Linked DNA regions of Mus musculus: region 1 is linked to region 2. A link is a contact called in ENCODE Hi-C or POLR2A ChIA-PET data. All regions are on one chromosome and are shown on one strand. The core of a region is the stretch at or near the end of the contact, and the rest is flanking DNA. Distances in the headings are between cores, read along the strand shown. Region 1 overlaps Ebf1 (early B cell factor 1). Region 2 overlaps Ebf1 (early B cell factor 1).

Evidence for each region. A loop is a pair of places that touch in the nucleus more often than their neighbours do. ChIA-PET counts read pairs that join two places held with the same protein, here RNA polymerase II (POLR2A).
Region 1: a map of heart shows a loop between it and region 2 (2.0-fold over the local background). The contact joins two enhancer-like sites. A Hi-C loop is called at or near these places in 1 of 37 maps with a recorded cell type or tissue (heart). POLR2A ChIA-PET finds 5 or more read pairs at or near these places in 1 of 5 experiments (embryonic stem cell).

What each region holds. Positions count from the first base shown.
Region 1 is chr11:44,663,843-44,667,821 of GRCm38, forward strand. All of the region lies in intron 6 of Ebf1 (early B cell factor 1), which reads left to right. Among named protein-coding and RNA genes, the nearest start is that of Ebf1, 48 kb to the left of the region's middle. Within about 2 kb of position 1,606, at least 3 of the 3 ENCODE cell types and tissues checked have a DNase peak (open chromatin) inside an H3K27ac peak, as active enhancers do; they include heart, where a contact is called at or near this core.
Region 2 is chr11:44,739,027-44,743,030 of GRCm38, forward strand. The region is part of intron 6 of Ebf1 (early B cell factor 1); the gene reads left to right. Among named protein-coding and RNA genes, the nearest start is that of Ebf1, 120 kb to the left of the region's middle. Within about 2 kb of position 1,399, at least 2 of the 3 ENCODE cell types and tissues checked have a DNase peak (open chromatin) inside an H3K27ac peak, as active enhancers do; they include heart, where a contact is called at or near this core.

The DNA.
Region 1 (3,979 bases), core at 356-2,855, 75 kb before region 2:
ATAGACACAAAGCTAAGGGCAGGAACATGAAACCCGGGTTCCTAAACCTGCCCGGGGCTGCTGTCAGAGGTAAGCAGCCTTCTTAGCAGGGTCTCAGGAACCACTGAGGAGATAGCTAACTTCCCCTCTTGTGCCCCCCAAACAATTATCCCTCCCTCAGGCTTCTCCTGAAGGCTTGTCCCCTTAAACTCCTAGGGAGAAGGATGTGTTTCGATAGTAATTCCAGCCAGGCATAGTTGACAGAGGTAGGAGCTTGCAGAAATCCACTGGAGAGTTAGGGAGAAGTATAAAGGTGTTTACAAGGACATCTCATTGTGGCTGGGATTTAGGGAAGCCCTTTACTAAACACTGAACCCAGGAGCTGCAGACTGAGTCTCTGGGAGACTCATTTGATGGGGCAATCCTGCCTTTAACACAGGCTCTGTTACCAAGTTTCACAGGTGTGTTTGCACATTGGCTGTTTTTCTCTATCTTTCAGAATTAGGAGTCCCACAGTCGGTTTCTTTTCTACATTTAACTCTTTTATTTATCCTCCTCTCCAAAATTAGGACACGTGCTGAAATGCCTGTATTGGCATGCTGTCTCTCTTATTTTGGGGAAAGTTTTTCTTATGTATTTCTTCCCGTTTAGTGACCTCTAAATATAATTTACTCTTGTTACTTTACTCTGTTTCCTAGCCTAGTTCTTAAAAAAAACAAAACAAAACAAAACAAAACAAAAAAAACCTATTCCTCATATATGCTTCTAAAGTCAGTCTCTCCCCAGTATTTTTATTTTGTTACAATACATGTGTCTTTTGAAACAAATGTAGCAAGTTTCCCAAAAAAGTTCACAGCAGTGCTCTGTCTTTTTATGGGCAAGTATAGCTTGAGCCAGTGTGGGTAGGTGTCGTTCACATCTGTGGAAATACATGATTGTGGCATGACTTTTGTATTTTGGATAAAGCCAAAGAGTGCATTTTAGGACTAAGGTTGAGGGTGGGCAAAGTTATACATGGTGGGTTACAAAACAAAAAGACATGTAAGTTGAATGGGGATTTATTTCGAAGAAGAGAATGGTGGGTGGGTTAGCCAGAGCAGAGGGACTTCTGTGAGCAGACTCTGTTAGATACATGTGTGAAAGTGTCCAAAACTAAATGAACGTAAAAACTAAGTCCACGTAATCAACAAATATGTAAACTATATCTGTGAGAGCATCCTATTAATAAATTGGATGGAAATGTAAAAGCACGATTAATGGAAGATAGAGATGGTTTGTCTCCATAGAGGAAACAAAACAAAACAAAACAAAACATGAGATAAACCGAACATGGACAAACTGCTTGTGTTGGGCTGTGAATGTAACTACTGCAGCTCAGATCTGCAGGGATGGAGGCCCCAGGAGCAGGAACACCCCTTTTCTCACCCCCCTGCTCCATGACTCTCAGTAGTGGCTTTGTGGGACCTCATGAATTACTTCTTACAGTTGAGGCTCTTTGGTGCCGAGTGCGCTGTGGGCAGCGGAGCCCAGAGCCGGGCAGTCGGTGTTTGTGCTGTTGTTAGCGACACGTAGCGAGTTCCTCCTGAACGGAAAGGCCCCGGCTCCAGTTTGTCGCCAGTGAAAGCGGAGTCGCACAGCAAATGTGGAGCTGAGCCGAGCAGCCTGGGGGTGGGGGACTAGCCTGCAAAGGGGAGGGGCCCAGCGCCACCGGGTATTTGTTTAGAGGTGGGGATGGGCAGAGTAATAGAGGTTAGGGCGCACGCAAAGAAAACAGCTGGAGGGGAGCTAGGAACCCATGCTATGACTGACCTCCTAAATGCCACCCCCAACCAATTACATCTCACTACTGGTTGGAATATTTGCAGGAAAAAAAAAAAGGTACCCTTTGTAGTGTGGTTTTCTTTCCCAGGATATCCTGAGCCTGTCTCTGGGTGGGTTTTTCCGTGGGTGAGTTGGTTAGGAGATATCTCCTATGCCTTTAAGAGGTAAAAACACGTACAAATGCAAATGCAGAGACTTTAACACTTCCCCCCCTTCCTAACATTCATATAATTGCTGTTAAGCCACATTGAAAACCCTGGGGCCCGGTGTTCACCAGGGTAAAGTTACATTTCACAAGCAGAAAATTGACTCACCACTTAGGAAAATTGGCTACCAATTATGTGTCAAAGGCTCTAAAGTCAGAGCTCAGAATTTTCTTTTTGCTAGAATGTGGTATTAAAAAGGGCACAGACAAGCCAGCCCTGGCCCCTGTGCCCTCTCGGGACCTGTGGGACCTGCTGACTTTCCTTGCAAGGTTTCTGGGCCCCAGCAAGGAAGAAGGGATCCTGACCCCTAACCCAGGGCCAAACCCAACAGCCGGAAGATGTCACTAGTTAGAAGTGAACACACACACACACACACACACACACACACACACACACACCTGTTAAAATGATGCCCCTGGCTCCTTGTGAGAGGCCTCTCTTAGCCTGGCACTGTCCAGACGCCTTTGGCTGTAATTGAGGCTCATTAGGCCAAGAGAAGAGAGGGAAAAGAGAGGGCATCTGAGGGCCACACTGTCAGGGGACATTTGCTGCCTCTACTGACAGGGTCACAATGTGTCCACACCATGTGCAGGGCTACTTCTAGAGACTCGTTGGTTCCTTTTGTTGAGGGATCAGTTCCTATCCAAATCCCAGGCAAGAGACAGGGGAAGGGACAGAGAGAGGGGCATGGAGGAATAGATGGAGGGAGGGGTGGGATGGGATGGGGGAGACCTAAAGGAGAAAAGAGAGACAGATACAAATCCACAGAGATTTGTAGAGTCAGAGCAATGGAGAGAGCAAGAGAGAGGAGTGGAAGGGAGGGATGAGAGGAAGGGAGAGAGGGAGGGAAGGAGAGAGGGAGGGAAAGAGAGAGAAGAGATTGGAAGAGAGAGAGAAGATAGGAGCAGGGTGGAAGGGAGCTTGCAGACTCTGAAGGGTGAGAGAATATTTTTATGTAACCCCCACCACCTCTCCCTTTTCTCCTGCATCCGCTTTCTTGACAAAGTATGGGCTTTCTTCCCAGGCCTGTTTTCTGTTCCTGTCACAGCGCCTTCACCCCTGGCTTTATTTTTAATGCCTAGATATTAAGCCTTATTTATTGCTTCACATTCTGCCTCTAGAGGGAGAGAAAGAGAACGCATCAGGACATGGCAAACTGGGGAAATCTGCTGGGCTGTATGGGAGAAAGTTTTTCAGGACAGCCAGGATGTCAAATCATATTGGCGATTACCCCAGATAAGCCTCCCTCCTAACAACAGGATGCAATATTTAGTGGTTTGAGTGAGAAAAACCAGCCTCATTTTGCCTTCTGGGAAATCTTCTGCTAGCTATTTCTGTTCAATTCTTAACTTTGGACAATTTCCAGAGTTCTCCAGAACCAACTACCTTAAATCTTCTTTTCTTTCTGATTTCCCTTTTCTCTTTTTCTCTTCCTTCCTTCCTTCCTTCCTTCCTTCCTTCCTTCCTTCCTTCCTTCCTTCCTCCCTTCCTCCCTTCCTCCCTTCCTCCCTCCCTCCCTCCCTCCCTCCCTCCCTCCCTCCCTCCCTCCCCCTCTCCCTTTCTTCCTTCCTTCCCTCCCTCCCTCCCCCTTTCTTTCTCTCTTCCTTCCTTCCTTCCTTCCTTCCTTCCTTCCTTCCTTCCTTCCTTCCTTCCTTCTTTGTCTCTTTCCTTCTTTCTTTTTGGCTTTCTTGCTTTTTTTTTTTTTTTTTTGACAGAGAAGGTTGTTTTGTCTAAGGGATGGCATTTTGGGGCTTGAGTTTCTAATATCTGATTTCAGCTTTGTTCTGGCATTTTGGCTGGAGTCAAGGGAAGAAAGCATCCACAATTCGCTCAATGTTTCATTCACTCTGGAGTCTTTATTGGGCTAAAGACTTGGTGTTTCCGCTTATTTGCCAGGACGCAGAGGTATGTTTTTCTGATCACAACATAAACACCTTGATTGGCTTTTGCCCTCCTCTGAGCGATATCTCCCT
Region 2 (4,004 bases), core at 149-2,648:
GCAGATTTTGATAGAGATCGTGCCAGCCGCTTGTAGGGAGAAGTCGGAAAGTGTTTGGAAACAGCTCTGTTAGCATGTTGCCCGCTCCCCAGCCCCAGCCCCCGGCCGCCCCAAAGCTGAAGGAGAGAGTGTGCCAAAGAACAAAAGGCAAACTATAAGAGGACTTTACTGATGTAGAAGCTGACCTGTCCAGGTTTGAGAGGAGACAGACTAACCTCTCTCTCTCTCTCTCTCTCTCTCTTGATGACTTGGTCTCTTTACTCTGTAGCTAAATATCTCCACCGAAGAGGCTCCCAAGACTCTGATACGTGTGTGTGTGTGTGTGTGTGTGTGTGTGTGTGTGTGATCTTTAGGCTTCCAGAAACACCTCACTTTCTCCCCCTCCCCCGTCCCCCGCCCCAATGCGGGCATTGGGAGAGCAATGCCATCTGAGGAGTGGGGGCTGTGAGCCCAAAGCACACCTACCCCTTTCTTTTGGGCACCCACCTGAGCTACAAATGAATGCAAGAAACTTAGAACTGCCTTTAACCAAAACCATTTATAATTTAATTGGTGTTATTACCACCATCTATTCATTTTGGAACAAATTGTCCCAAGAGCAATGATTCTGGAAGTTTTTGCTTTGGGAAAAAAATGGTGAACTCACTGGGTTCCTTGGTCATTTTTTTTTTTCCTTAAAAATTTTATGCATTGTTAGGGAAGAAAAGTCTAGTCTAACTCACAAATGCATCCTTATTCTCATGTATATTTGATACTGGCCCCAGTCTAATCTGATAAAGTGCACTTTGCCTGTGGTGTCTTACAATAAGCCGGCTGCATTAGTGCCGGGAAAAATCAATACCGATTTATAATTTACCATCGCAAAAACCTATCACTTTTTATGACCCTCCATCCTGGCTCATTAATATTACATTAAAACACACACACCCACTGAAACAGGGGGGAACTGTAGCTTGTCAGGCTTCCAGCCACTAAAAAAAAAAAAAAAAAAAAAAAAAACCAAAACAAACAAACAAACAAACAAAAAAACAAAAAACCCTTTAATTGGGCTTAGTTTGGAAATCCAGATAGAGATTTTTTTTTTCTCTATTTGTTTTATTTTTAATGTAGGGATGTTGCCTAGCATGGATTTTTAAGATGCACAAATACCTATACATTTCTCTGAAGAGCATATCAGAATTTCTGACACATGTTTTCCTATAGTTCTTATGATAATAACCGGTCCTTATAGCATCCTCAGCTCTTCTCCAGCCTCCAGGGTCTTCCCTTTCCTCCCGTGTGTGCCAGTGTGGAACTGGCTTCTTTCTGTACACAGCAGCCTTCTGGCCAAGCTGGTCTTTTTCTTATCTTTGTGGTTGTCACAGTTGGTATTTACTCCACATCCCCCTCCCTGCCCCCAACCCTTGGCTCAGATCACGGAGGAGCTAAATGCCACCCTTTGCATTGTCTGCCTCCCAGAGAAAGGATGAGGATTTTATTTTCCTTCCACACTGGCTGGAGAAAATTCCTCTGACCTGGCTCTGTAACTGAGCCATTCATAGTCCCTACTGTTCCCCGGCAGAGAACACCAGACTCTGTAGGTGAGAATGTGTGCATGTGTGCACATGTGTGTGTGTGTGCATGCATGCCTCTCTTTAATTCTTTCACCTTAAAGAAATCCTAAAAGAAAAAATTAAACAATAGTATTTCCTTGATCAACTTTATTAAGCTATTAAGCAGTTTTGACCTCGTGGGTTTTTAGACTTAAAAGTCCTATCCAAATTCTTTCCAGATAATGTAAAAAAAGAAAAAAAATGATGTCATTGTTTATGTTGGCAGTGGTGACAAGCTCTATTTATTCCATGCTATTCAAATAGTTTCCAGGGAATTTTTCCGGTTTTTTTTTTTTTTAAATAAAATCACAAAAATCCAACCTTCCGACTCACTTGCCCCTTTCCCTGGCTGACTTAAAGGGGAAGGGTTTCTTGTCTCAGAGAGGGAAGTGGGAAGCAGCAACAAATAAATAAAAAGTCAGGAACGGGGAATTCATTGTGTTCTCAAGTGTGCAGTGGATCCACACCACGCAGCGAATGCATGTCGTGATTGGGTTTTTAAAAGACGTCCGACTCGCCCCTGACTGACAGGGCCTATTGATTTTTTAGGTTTCTGCCGTCATCGGTTTCCAGCCTCACAGCGGCCGCATGTCGGGGGTCAGGGCGCACCGGGGCGCAGTGAGCCAGCCCTCGCCACTTCCCAAAGTGAAGGGCTGCTGAAAGAAAATCAATCATGTCATAAGTGAGAAGCATCAAAAATTTTCTCTCTGTACGGCCAAGGCCCATCAGCCTGTCTTCGCTCAGTAGCTAAGGTTAGGCATCTGTCAAGTCAGACTAGGTGAAAAGTATTAGAGATGCCAGTTAACCCATGGCTGGACTGTAGACGGGTGCGAGGCTGGTCTCTTCCCTTTGTCTGACCATCTGGATTGACAAGGTTGGCAGTTTTGCTTGATTTTGGAGCTGGAATCACCCATTTCCCCTCCCAGTAGCTTCTGTCTACACTTCACTCTCCTCCACAAGGCAAAAAGGACAGGGCCCCAGACGCTGTTGGCTTGTAACTTTAACTATAGACTCAGTGGATTTGTTCCCTCTGGTCTCGACACTGGGCATTTTAGGTTCTTCTAATATGAAAGTGTGTTTTGATTCTATGTGTTTATCTGTGTGTTTATGTGTGTGTGCACATGTGTGTGTACCGTGACATGTGTTCAGGTCAGAAGACAATTTTCAGGAGTCAGTTCTCTTCTTCCACCATGTGACTTTCAGGGATCAAACTCAGGTCCCCCAGCTTGGTGACAAAGTACTTCTAAGTCAAGCCATCTCTCTGGCCCTACTCACTATTTTATAAGCCTGCATTCTTTAGTGCTTCTAGCAGTGTTCACCATGGGAAAAGAGGCCTGTATTAGGATTTGTCTCAGAGCTGCAGGAGCACAACACAGATTGCTTCTTCATCTCAGTGACAGAATTTATGTGTGTGGCAAAATCCACTTCCAGCTTACTTCTTCTGGCTTCCAAATGCACATTCTTTAGTGCTTATAAACATTAAATTGTCTATAGGAAAAGAGCCTGATAAAGATACGGAAGAAGAAATTGAGAGAAAGTCATTTTCCTTTGGGGCTTTGGCTATTAGGTGGTTCCCTGTGCCCCAGTGGATGAGCCAGTAGAGAATCATATGGGCAGGACTAATTGGGCTCAATGGAAAGAAAGAAAGAAAAAAAGAAAGAAAGAAAGAAAACAAGAAAGAAAGAAAGAAAGAAAGAAAGAAAACAAGAAAGAAAGAAAGAAAACAAGAAAGCAAGAAAGTGTTGGAAGTATGATAAATACATAAATAAATGTGATGGGGACTGTTAAGGGGAATAGATGGTAGATAAGAAAAATTTAAATTATAAAACAAATGAAGTGTTTGAATATATATGCATATATACATATATCTTCATCCATATATATAAAATGTCATCTATCTATCTATCTATCTATCTATCTATCTATCTATCTATCTATCTATCTAGAGTGCTATGAATGGAGATCATGCATGCATCCATTGAGAGAGCTTGGTTTCTGGCAGATCTGCCACATAACTTCTACGGTACATGTTCTATAAACACACATTGCTCTGTGCTAGGTGGAATTTATCTTTATGTGCTCATTATGAGGAAAGAGGCCTATCTGAATCCTCTATAAAGGAAAAGTTCCTTTTGGAGACCACTACAAAGTCACAGAGTGTATTCCCCCTAAACAAAGCCAACTCTTTACTGCTCTTTTCATATCGTGTTTTGGAACACACAGGACATAGATACATTTATCTGAAATAAATGGGATGGTCTATAGTGGAACTCTTGTCTGCTACTATGCTGATAGATTTGCATGGATAGGATTCTGCATTTCTTCCTGTATAACCCATTGAGGGAAACATATCTTTTCCATTCTCAGGGGGAAAAAAATAAGAAAGAAATATGCTATTCATTTCAAAACACC